Regions from separate parts of the Homo sapiens genome. Here regions 2 and 3 are each linked to region 1. The links are chromatin contacts, found by Hi-C or POLR2A ChIA-PET in ENCODE. All regions are on one chromosome and are shown on one strand. The core of a region is the stretch at or near the end of the contact, and the rest is flanking DNA. Distances in the headings are between cores, read along the strand shown.

What was found. A loop is a pair of places that touch in the nucleus more often than their neighbours do. ChIA-PET counts read pairs that join two places held with the same protein, here RNA polymerase II (POLR2A). Pooled maps may share reads with other maps.
Region 2: a loop to region 1 is called in a pooled map, with 2.2 times the contacts of the local background. The contact joins two enhancer-like sites. A Hi-C loop is called at or near these places in 1 of 168 maps with a recorded cell type or tissue (MCF 10A) and 2 of 50 pooled maps. POLR2A ChIA-PET finds 5 or more read pairs at or near these places in 1 of 52 experiments (GM10248).
Region 3: a map of mammary epithelial cell shows a loop between it and region 1 (13-fold over the local background). The contact joins the promoter of RUNDC3B here to the enhancer-like site in region 1. A Hi-C loop is called at or near these places in 7 of 168 maps with a recorded cell type or tissue (Calu3, GM12878, HCT116 and 4 more), 28 of 37 single-sample maps with no recorded cell type and 12 of 50 pooled maps. POLR2A ChIA-PET finds 5 or more read pairs at or near these places in 1 of 52 experiments (A549).

What each region holds. Positions count from the first base shown.
Region 1 is chr7:87,314,584-87,318,620 of GRCh38, forward strand. No RefSeq gene overlaps it. Among named protein-coding and RNA genes, the nearest start is that of TP53TG1, 29 kb to the right of the region's middle. Within about 2 kb of position 1,853, at least 5 of the 41 ENCODE cell types and tissues checked have a DNase peak (open chromatin) inside an H3K27ac peak, as active enhancers do; they include mammary epithelial cell, where a contact is called at or near this core.
Region 2 is chr7:86,947,018-86,951,054 of GRCh38, forward strand. ELAPOR2 (endosome-lysosome associated apoptosis and autophagy regulator family member 2) reads right to left here. Exons shown (of 22, transcript NM_001142749.3): 3 at 710-905. Among named protein-coding and RNA genes, the nearest start is that of ELAPOR2, 110 kb to the right of the region's middle. RefSeq lists enhancers at 1,965-2,502, 2,503-3,039, 2,737-2,926, 3,388-3,457 and a silencer at 3,047-3,096. Within about 2 kb of position 2,199, at least 3 of the 41 ENCODE cell types and tissues checked have a DNase peak (open chromatin) inside an H3K27ac peak, as active enhancers do.
Region 3 is chr7:87,626,313-87,630,349 of GRCh38, forward strand. RUNDC3B (RUN domain containing 3B) reads left to right here and starts at 2,086. Exons shown (of 11, transcript NM_001134405.2): 1 at 2,086-2,633. The coding sequence starts at 2,512. It also overlaps a transcript of ABCB1 not described here. RefSeq lists an enhancer at 1,841-2,135 and silencers at 2,001-2,230, 2,281-2,330.

The DNA of each region.
Region 1 (4,037 bases), core at 603-3,102:
TGGCCAACATGGTGAAACTCTGCCTCTACTAAAAATGCAAAAATTACCCGGGCATGGTGGCAGGCACCTATAATCCCAGCTACTTGGGAGGCTGAGGCAGGAGAATTGCTTGAACCCAGGAGGTCAAGGTTACAGTGAGCCCAGATCGTGCCACTACACTCAAGCCTGGGCAACAGAGTGAGACTACATCAAAAAATAAAATAAAATAAAATAAAGAAAGAAAGAAAGGAAGGGAGAAAGTAAAGAAAAGAAAAGACAACCTGGATAATGGGATTGTCTGGAAGGGCCCACTCAAACCATAGATTCATGAGAAATAATGACTTGCTCTGGTAAGCCACTAAGTGTAGGGTAGTTTGTTATGCAGCAAAAGGTAACTAAACAGTTTGGGAGGGGGCCACGGTGGGGAGCTGAGGAGACAGCTCTTGGGCTATATAAAGCTTGTTATGAAGAGCAATAGGTCTGGGGTGGGCCTGCTCTATATTCATCTAAAATATCCTCTTTGGCAGGACAATATGAAGAAATTCTGGTATTATTGGCTTGGGTTGACCCTGGGTCCAGTGAATTGTTAGGATCATGACAATTTCCATCCTTCCTTGTCATCATTCCTGGCAAGATGGGTGACAACTGTCCCTTTTATAAAAGGGGTCTCTCACTTATCTCCTCTGTAGTCATTCATTTTTAACTCTACTTATCATATATGGTCGCAAATAAGCTTTGAAGTTCATACAATTGAGAACTTAACGTTGAGTCAAGCTCTGCTGCTTTCAAGAGTCAGATGTACCTTGCCTGGAACCTCAATTCTCACTGGTTTTGTATGTAGATAGTCAGTGAGGCTAATGCTGTGTTTACACTGGTGTAAATGAATGCTGATTCTAATAATTTTATCAGTTTAGAAAACATAACTTGTATTGGCCAGGCGTGGTGGCTCATGCCTGTAATCCCAGCACTTTGGGAGGCTAAGGTGGGTGGATTGCCTGAGCTCAGGAGTTCGAGACCAGCCTGGGCAACACAGTGAAACCCCGTCTCTACTAATATACAAAAATTAGCCGGGCATGATGGTGGATGCCTATAGTCTCAGCTACTCGGGAGGCTGAGGCAGGAGAATTGCTTGAACCCGGGAGGTGGAGGTTGCAGTGAGCCAAGATTGTGCCACTGCATTGCAGTCTGGGTGATAGAGCAAGACTCCATCTCCAAAACAACAACAACAACAACATACCATGTATCTCACTATGCATCTTACTACAACCCGCCAGTAAGTATCATTATCCCTATTTCCCAGAAGAAGATGCTGAATTTAAATAAAGGATTCCAGATTTTCCATTACTCAACATTATTTTTCATTTAGAAGCTCATTTATAAGCACTTCTAAATGTCAGTTCTATAACTTAGATAGGTATCTGGTTTCTGAAAACGAAATTTTGGGTTGAAATGTTTCAGGGAATTTTTTGTTTTATTGGCTGAAAGTGTGGCTTTAAAAAGGCAAATCGGCACCTTTCTCACAATCATAATATTGCAATTATTTTACATATATATGCACACACGTGTACACATGTATGTACATGTATACACACATACACACACAAAATCTGTAGCAGTTCTGAAAATATAGAAAGGTTTTGTTAGTGGACCATATGGGGCAGTGAATCTGCAGAAGTTGGTTAAATTATTTCAGCAGGCTTCCCTCACTAGGCATAATGGACTCAATAAAAGGAAGCGTTGCTGCCACAGATATGAGTCCCCTGCCCAGCTGGAAGTGCCACCTACCCTTTTGCTGCAGGCCATTCACTCCACGGAAAGTCCACCTACTCCCCTTGCCTGCCCAGTAACTTCTTTCAGGATGGGCCTCAGTATCACTTTAGGTTCCACTGACCACCAAAACTCCCAGCTGCTATTATTTGCCAGTCTAGACTACTACATAGAAATCACCTGGGGATTTTGTGAAACTGAAGATTCTGATTCAGTAGTTCTGGGGTGAGGCCCTAGAGTCTAATAAGTTCCCAGGTGACATCAATACTACTTGTTCCTGGACCACAGTGAGTAGCAAGGGTCTGGACCAGCATTTTCTAAAATGGGTTTTTGACACTTTATAAATTTAACCATGACAACAAACATTCATAAATGGAAAGATTTATTCCTAAACACTCCCTCAAAATACAGCTATAAATTCTAGGAAGTCTTATGTCAGTATCAGTAACTATCTTTGAACACTATCCTTTATTCCCTGGACTTTCCTTTCCATGGCGCTCTTCTGATGAAAAGTTTCCAACTTCTTAAATAAGAGGATGAATCTAACTAAATTCTTTTTGTATTCTTAATACAATGTTTATGCTTATTTCCTGATTTGATATGGAGTTAGAGTGACTCATCCTGGAGTCCTTGGCATGACAGAACTCAAGTTTCATCTTGTGCTTTGATTGCCAAAGAGTTAGCTGCAGCACTTGTTTATAAGTAAATTGTATTTACTTTACTCACTAAGTAAAAATCCAAATAATAAGATCCTATTCATTCACCCTGGGGGCAGCAAGAGGCACAAAGCCTATCCTAGAGGACAGGATACTTTGGAAACTGGTGGATGGTTTTTAAAAAGAGGTACCTTTCTGCTCATGGCACCTATGGTTAATTAGAAAAGAAAGAAAAAATTGCAATGACACAAGTGAGGATGGCTTCTCTTCCACAACCTCTTCACATGCAGGGATGGCAAGCCCAGGCAGAGAGGAGCTCATTTAAATTCCTGACCTTCCTTGTGCTCTCTGAAGTACAAGGAAGCTGGAGTAGCTGCGAGTAGCTGCAAGCAGCAGCAGCCACAGCCTCTGGGTTGTTTCCTGACATTCTGGGACAGCTGACAAAGCTGTACATCAAAGGTAGGAGCAGAGACTTGGGGGCAGGCCAAATTAGACAGGAATTTTAGCTCTGTTGGATGATTTGGGGCAAGTTGCTCACTTTCCTAAACCTGTACAATGGGGATAATAGTATCATCTGCTAGGACTACTGAGAGGATTACATGTGATAATGTACATAAAAGATTCAGCAGTGCAAGGATGGGGAAGCTGCTGATTGTATTAATACTATCAAGTATTAATGAATGGTAGCTATTCTTTGTATTAGTATTCATACTATTAATCTCTGCTGGGAATGTCTCAACAGCCAGCAGCCAGCTAGCCCAGTCTTGGGGTCTCTCATTTACCTCCCTCTTCCCGCGCTATCAAGAAGCTTGGGTGGAGGTGGCCTGCCAGGTATTGAGATCTAAAGGGCAGGCTGGATTTAAGACCTCAGAGAACACAGCCACAATGAAAGGCAAGTGATGTGTCAGACAGGTCTCAGCAAGTTCAAAAACCAACACAAACATGAAGTCAAGTATGGAGCTGGTTTTTTCATTCAGAGGAGACTCACAGATGTGTTGGGGAAGCCTGGGCAGGGGTGAGCAGGGTGCCTCTGTAGTGCCCACTTATATTTGTAGATGTAATATGGGGGTGGCTAGTGCCATCCTCAGGTCCACAAATTATGCCTCCATCTCCTTGCTATCATTTTCTCAACATTGCTCATGGTTGCTGAGACTGAAGAGGTGACAATGAATCAAATCTGGGTTCAGATCATGTCTCTGCCCCTTTTTCAATTATGTGACTTTGGGGAATTTATCTCTTTGTTTCATTTGGTTTCATCAACTGTGAAATTAGGATTATTCACCTACACTTCAACGTTGTTCATAACTAGAATTGCAAGATTTTGACAACAAAACTATAGGACACATAGTTAAATCTGAATTTCAGATATAACCAACAAATTATTTTTAGTACAAATTTATTTTTTGGTTATTCTAGTTAGCAATTCCTCTAACCTTTTTTCAAGGTTCTTAGCTTTCTTGCATTGGGTTAGAACATGCTCCTTTAGCATGTTTTTTGCTTTTTATTGTTACTCACCTTCTGAAGCCTACTTCTGTCAATTCGTCCAATTTATTCTCCATCCAGTTTTTTCCTTGCTGGCGAGGTGTTGTGATCCTTTGGAGGAGAAGAGGCGTTCTGGTTTTTGGAATTTTCAGC
Region 2 (4,037 bases), core at 949-3,448, 370 kb before region 1:
TCAACACAGCTAAATAATTCCCCAGCATCCTTAGCTTATGGTAAAAATGTGGGGTTCCTGAGAGGCTACTCTTGTCAGGGGGTAGCCAGAGCCCTAAAGTTGAATTCTCCTAAGCAAATCCATATGAAAGGAAATGTTACATAATTAATACAAGGGAACAGGAAGGGATATAGCTCAAAGACAAACATTTTGTTTTGTTTTTTTCAAAACAGTTTAACATTTCTCCAGCTTTGTCATATGCAAAGCTAATAATCCCCTATAAAAGAGGTAGGAATTAAGCAAAGGCGCTTTCCACCTTAGGTACTTAACCCACTCTCTTTTATAGGAGATAATCAAGTGTCTAAATGAAGGTTATGAATTCTTCCTGTCAGAGGAAAATAAAAAAACCTGAAAGTATCTGTTAAAAATCAGAAAAAGGTTAGTAGAAACACCAGTGGCTTAAATGTAGTTATAAATATGAGAAAATTAATTTGCTTCTCTAACAGCTTTATTGCATTTTTGCATACAGTGTCTATTATATCCTGAGGGCAATGATTTTAACCTCATGAAAACTCATTGCAATGACCGTCCAAAAAACATGATTCTTTGCAATTAGCTTATCTATCACCACAAACAGTACCAAGATTATCCTCATCTTCTTTCTGGAAAAGAGCAACTACTTTCTTCTCAAATATTCAGTTAAGAGCCAAAGGCTGCTTTGGATTCTTACTTGTTACAGCCGTCTGGCCTGCTGTCAGAAGGGCCCACCACAGTGTCCATGAATGTTGCGATGTTAGAAAATCCTGCCGGCAATTCATCCCATTCATCAAATTTGATGCCACTGCCCAAGGAATAGGTGCCTTCACCACACTTACTGCATACCTGGTTCTTCATTTCTAGATACTCTCCAGAAGCACAGGAGAAAGCTGGAAGGCAGAAGAATGGACAACCCATTACTTACCCTCCCATCAATTTCCTCCCCTTCATGCTGTCACCAGAATTATTTTTATAAAACTCTGATTGTGCCACACTCAAACGAAAGCCTTTCAAATTCCTCTTATCACTACATGCATTTCACAATCTGGTTCCAACCTATTTTTCCAAGCTCACCCTTTGCCCCACCCTCTTCCAGCCAAAACAGAATTCCTATCATTCCCAAAATATTTCATCCTCTCTCCTGCTGTTGTGGTCTTCTTTCCTACAAGATAGATGTTGGCCAATCCTACCTTCTCTACATGGAACACTCCTGTTCTCAACTCAAAAACCACTCACTTCATAACAGATCCCTTCCCCTGGCCCAATGGGCAGTCAGTTGTACCTCCCTTTATGGTCCTACAGTGCACTTGTTATAATACCTCCATTAAAGCACTTAATTTATGCTAATCAGTGGATAAGCACATATTAAGACCACTTATAAGTTGATGTGAGATTTTGAGCTTTAAGAAAACAAGGATCATTATTTTTGGATTCCTAGCTGTATCAGGCACATACTAAGTCCAGATAAAATGCTGATCCAATGAGTGACAACTAAATATAAAAAGGGAAACAGGAAAGCAGTGCAATAGTTGAACAGGTTATCTCCACTCTGAAACCATGAGCCCACTTTTTCAATATTCACACCAACCTAGTCATCTCTACCACCTATATCTTATTTCTGATGTCAAGCTTTCTGCAGACTCTGAGAACTGTACCCAGAGATACTAGATACGACAATGTGAAGAATAGTTGACACACTACAAAAAAAGAAAGCTAAGTTATTATTCCTTCAACAAATGCAAATCAACATCCTCCAAGTACATGGCTATGTGCACGATGGTATTAGTGACTCCAACCTTGGAAAAGGGCTTTCTAATCCTTTAATCAGGATATTAAAGAAACAAGAACAAAATGAGACCTCCAAATTACCCAGTGAAGAAAAACAAATCTCCCAGCAGAGTGTAAAGCAGCAAAGTCTCACATTTAGGTAGATTCTTCTCTTTTAGAATACATTAGAAAACTTAGCCAGAAATAAAAATCAGCTGATTTTTAAAAACTAATTAAAGAATTAGAGCTAAAATCCACACACATCTACTTATTCGCTGAATTAATATAATGCTTTCCTTGAGAAAACCTTAAAGATGCTGTACAATGAACTTCTACATTCAAATCAACATCCCCAAATCAGTAAAACATGAGAAAATAAAAAAAGATTATGCAAAGAATGTGGCATGCTGGCTACATAGTCAAAACTGTCCTAGGACAAGGCTGTACCACTTCCTAATTCTATGACACTGAGTGAGTTATTTCACCTCTCTAGGCCTTAGTTTCTGTCTCTAAAAAATGAGATAACAATCACAATAGGTACCTTTAAGGGCTATACTGATGGCAGCAGCAGCCAGCCTGGAGTGACCACTGCCATGAAGCCGGCTACTGTGGGGGAAGTGCGGACCAGGCAGCACGTTCCATGGAGCCATTGGGGCGGGAGGAGGCAGAGCCCCGTCCTCCCAGGCAGACTCAAGCTTCCCTGTGCTCTTGGGGGCCAGGAGCAGGCAGGAGCTCCACCATCCTGAGCACAGCTGCAGCTACCCAAGCCATGGCTGTGGACCAGGGCATCTTGGCACTCTCAGGGGCCCAGGAAGAACCCCTTCCCCCACAGGCTTGGAGACGTCTGCTCCCCCTGCCTGGCCTCTCCCCACTCCTGGCACCCCTTCCAATCTCAGAGCAAGGTTGGGGCTGAGCCTGGGCACTCTGCTAACATACCAGCTTCCTGCCACCTCAGCCTCCTCCAGACTTTGGCCACCAACAAGCACAGGAGAGAGACTGAAGCAGGGGCTGAAGGCAGCTTGGCACTGGCCTGCAGGCACTCCTTGACCGAACAGCCTGGGTGCCCAGAACAGTGGCAGGAGGCATAGAGTCTCCTGGATGGAAGGGGATGGGTCCCACAAAGCCCCACCTTCAAGCCAGGGAGGCTCTGAAGCCTGGGGGCTGGGTTGCCAGTCAGTGGGCCAGAATGGGAACTTGTGGTGCTTTTTCCCCCCAGACTGCCCATGGCCGCCCATTGACCAATCAGCACACACTTCCTCCCTCTGGCTGGCTGAGGCCCAGGCCCATAAAAGCCCTGGACTCGGTTACCCACTCCAGGGTCCCCTCTCTGCTGAGAGCTGAACAGTAGCTGAGACACCCTGCTTATGAAGAGGAGCTAGTCACTGTGGGTCTCCTCTAAGCTATTCTGTAGCTCAATAAAGCTCCTCTTCACCTTGCTCACCCTCCACTTGTCCACATACCTCATTCTTCCTGGATATAGGACAAGAACTCAGGAACCACCAAATGGTGGAGCTAAAAGAGTTTTAACAAATAGGGCTGAAACATGCTCCTTGCTTGCCACGTTGCAGGTGACAAGAAGGAGAGAAGAGCTGTGGCCCTTTGGGGATACCAGACCTGGAAGCTCCCCAAGTCAAGGCTGTAACAGCCTCTTTGGGGCTCTGTAGTTCCTGTAACAGCCTCTTTGGGGCTCTGTCTCCAAGCTTCTGGGTGCCACCATATTCCCCGGTGCCAGCACAGAAGCTGCTTGTGGCATGCTTGGTTCAGCTGCAGCCTCACAGGGAACCAGTGCCCATGCTGTCACCTGGAGTTGCTCCCCCCACCGCAGCTGTCATGCCTGGCTGTGCATGGTAGCCTGAACCCCATGCTCACTCACACACCCCTTGCCACTCTGCACCTGGCTAGCCCTTGGCCAGCGTGGGACCCAGGCCAGTAGAGTGAGCCAAATGCAGCCTGGCAGGCCAAGGAGGCAGAACAAGCCTGGTGGGCCTGAGCAAAACTCAGGCAAAGGTGCCACTGGCCACAGGGGTTTCCAGCTGGTGAAGTGACACCCCAAGAATCCTGTGACCATACTGAGAAAATAAAATATAGTATAAGGTGGTTAGTGCCTGGCATATAACAAATGCTCATTAAAGCTATTATCACTACCAGCACAACTAACAGAAAAACACAGTTATGGAAAACTGCTTATTTTCAATGGTCTATGGATCTTCTAGCAAACTCAGAATCAGACATTTGCCTAATATGATAAATAATAA
Region 3 (4,037 bases), core at 836-3,335, 310 kb after region 1:
TATATGTGTCATATATATGTGTCGTATATGTGTCATATATATGTGTCATATATATGTGTCATATGTATGTGTCATATATATGTGTCATATGTATGTGTCATATATATGTGTCATATGTATGTGTCATATATGTGTCATATATATGTGTCATATATGTGTCATATATATGTGTCATATATATGTGTCATATATGTGTCATATATATGTGTCATATATATGTGTCATATATGTGTCATATATATGTGTCATATATATGTGTCATATATATGTGTCATATATATGTGTCATATATATGTGTCATATATATGTGTCATATATATGTGTCATATATATGTGTCATATATATGTGTCATATATATGTGTCATATATATGTGTCATATATATGTGTCATATATATGTGTCATATATATGTGTCATATATATGTGTCATATATATGTCATATATATGTCATATATATGTCAGAGAGAGAGAGAGAGAGAGAGATGGAGTCTCACTCTGTCGCCCAGGCTGGAGTGCACTGGCGCAGTCTCCGCTCACTGCAACCTCCGCCTCCCGGGTTCAAACGATTCTCCTGCCTCAGCCTACCGAGTAGCTGCCACTACAGGCGCGTGCCACCACACCCGGCTAATTTTTGTATTTTTAGTAGAGATGGGGTTTCACTATGTTGGTCAGGCTGGTCTCGAACTCCTGACCTCGTGATCCGCCCGCCTCAGCCTCCCAAAGTGCTGGGATTACAGGCGTCAGCCACCGCGCCCAGCCCATATATTTTTATTCTACTAAACAGAATAGTAGAATAAAATTAGACATGGTAGCTGAAAAGGATGATTTTTTGACTATTTTAAATAGAGATTTTTAAACTTTAAAAACCTCAGAAATTAGGAATTTACAACTTTATTACACAAACGTGCGTTGTTAAAACATTCAAGAGTAACAGTATGCCCTGCATTAACAGGGATAATATATAAGAAAAATAGAGATAGCCACACAAAACTATATATTCTCTGACATTCTTTGACAGAAACTTCAAAAGTAGAGGTGAAAGATACATGGATTTTGGAGCCACTGAAGCCGTGAAATTTCAGTAAAAATTATGTCAAATGTGACTTCAAATTAAATTCGAGAAACATTTATTGAGAACCTGTTCTATGTACAGCACTGTGCTAGGTCCCATAGGGAGAGTAAGTCATTTAGGATTGCACTCTAAAATCTGGGCATATTGGTGCAAAGGGAGGTGAACAGCAGGCGTAGGTGAGTGTCAGAGGACCTGACCCAAGCTGGGACCCTCCTGCAGGTAAAACGGTGGGTAGTGAGAAGCTCTAGGAAGGGGGCGCTTCCGAACACGCGCGTCGAGGAGGGCGTTCCAGGACTCTGAGGGAGCAGCCCAGCTGGACCGAGGCCGCGTCGTTCCTGGGCTTACTATTCCCAGACCCGGACTCCCGATTCCGGAGTCACGGCCCAGGACGCGAAAAGACTCTACACTGGCACCACGCTCCTCCTTAGGCGGGCCGTCAGTCCCGGGTGCGGGCTGCGCTGGAGGCTGAGGTGGGAGCGACATGGTGTGGAGGGGCAAGAAATGTCGGCACTAGACGCGCCAAGAAGGAGATTCTACGAGCAATTCCCCCCTCGGGCCATTGTGTTGCTGTTTATTAGCCCCTGGGAGGGCGTCAGGACAAAAGGAACCCTCCTCCCTTCTTAGTACTTAGGCCCAAGGTCGGGTGTGGGAGCCGGCGCGCTGCTTTCTAGGCAGGCACTGAAGCTACGGCAGCCACGCAAATAGGTATCAGCCGTTAAAGCTTGGCTACAGGCAAGGGGGGGGCAATAGGCCCCTGGCGCTGTGGGGCCCCGCATCCCACAATCCCCGCGGCTAGCCTGTGTGGCTACTGGCGGCAGCTAGCGGGCTGCGAAAGCGAGCCCAGCGTCCTTGACAGCAGCCCACGCGTCGGGGCGGGGCTTGAGCCCGCTGCTTTAAAAGGTCCGCGCGGCCGGCCCCGCCCCTCTGGTGCCGCGATTGGATCCGGCGGGGGTAGCGTTGATTTGATAGGCGCAGAGAGGGTGGGGCTGCGCACGCGAGGCCGGGGGCCTTGCCGCTGCCTCCCGGGCTGGGGCACGAGTGGCTGCGGAGTGTGGGTGGTTGGGCGTGAGGGGCCGACGGGCTCGCGCGCGCGCCGTCTGCTGAGGTCCCTCGGGAAGGAGGAGAGCGCCTGACGCCGACCCGCAGGCGCAGCCCGGCAGTCGGCGGCGCGCCGAGGGCGGAGGTGGTGCGTGCGTGCGTGTGTGTGTGTGTGTGTGTGTGTGTGTGTGTGTGTGTGTGGAGCTCGGGTGCCAAGGGCGAGCCGTCAGTCCCCGGGTGCGAGTCCCTGCTGTCTTCCACACCCTTCCTCCCTCCAGGCTCCTTTCCTACATCCTTCCCGCGCCCCCACGGTTGCGGACCGAGCGAGAACCCCCTTAAGCAGGTGTGGGGGGCGTGCGGGGTGGCACGAGACAAAAGGGGCACGGGGGTAAGCCCGCCATGGCCTCCCGGAGCCTGGGGGGCCTGAGCGGGATCCGCGGCGGTGGCGGCGGAGGCGGCAAGAAAAGCCTGAGCGCCCGCAATGCTGCGGTGGAGAGGAGGAACCTGATCACCGTGTGCAGGTACGGCAGCGCAGGGCGAGGGGAACCAGCCTCCCGCCGGGGCTGAGAGCTCTGGGCTTCCGCGCGGGTCCTTGGGGGTCCCGGGCATGATGGGCTGCCGCCCAGTGCCCCCGCCTATGTTGCGCCAGCCAAATCTGTGAGCGCGCAGCTCCTTGGACAGGGGCCCGGGTCTGGACACCGTCGCAGCCCTGGACTTTGTGTCAGTTCCAGTGCTGAAGGTACTGGAGGGTAGAGCTTGGGGCGGGGCTGGAGGAGGATTTGTTTTGAATGTGCAATCTAGCGTCAGAGTGAAAGAGGAGGGCAAGGAAGAAGAGCTCTTTCATTTAATGCCCATTCAGCTGTCAGCGAGCTTTGGATAAAGTGGTAGTTACTGTGATTGTTTACTGTGTTGCCCCCAAATCAGAGTGCATTTCGTTGTTTTGGCTTGTTTACATTATCTTCAGCCATTTCATTTCACACGTTAGTTGAGTGCCTACTACATGCCAGCCATTGTGTATGTGAGCGTGTGTGTACTATCCACTTTTCAGCTACAGTGCTAGTGCTGGTTCTGCAGTTGTTATTAAGAGTGGGACTGTGGAGGATACCTAGTCTTTATGTCAATGATTTATTTTAAGGCCTGCCTTTCCTTAATGCTTTATAACTGTAAATGTAGTATTTCCTTCAGAAAAATATAGAAACAATAAAAGAATAATTACTATTGGGCCGGGCGCGGTGGCTTACACCTGTAATCCTAGCACTTTGGGAGGCTGAGGCGGGCGGATCACGAGGTCGGAGTTCGAGACCAGCCTGGCCAACATAGTGAAACCTCGTCTCTACTAAAAATACAAAAAATTAGCCGGGCGTGGTGGCGGGCTCCTGTAATCCCAGCTACTCGGGAGGGTGAGGCAGGAGAATCGATTGAACCTGGGAGGCGGTTGCAATGAGCTGAGATAACGTCATTGCACTCCAGCCGGGACCACAGGGGGAGACTTCGTCAAAAAAAAAAAAAAAGAACTATTTATAGTAAGCCTAGTATTCAGAGATAACTGGTTTTTAACATGCTGATATATTTTCTTTAAGTCTTATATCTGAGTATTAAGAAAAATTGAAACCCTAAGCATCAATTTCTTAGGAACTTCTCTGAGCCATTAAGTTGTTTTAAAATTACTTTCCTCCATCAGACTCCTAATCATCACCTAGTGATATTCCTCTTAAGAATCAGATGATGATGAAACTTTTTCTTCCTTTGCAATTTCTCTGTATTTTTCCGTTATTTTTCTTGTGTAAAAATGTGTCTAGCATCTTAAGTGGAATACAGATAATTATTCCAGGACTTAAATGCAATAACTCACAGTGACTTTTTAAAAAATACTTGAATTATTACAAATGTTTATCTAGCAAGAAGACCTTCTTCATTGACTGTAT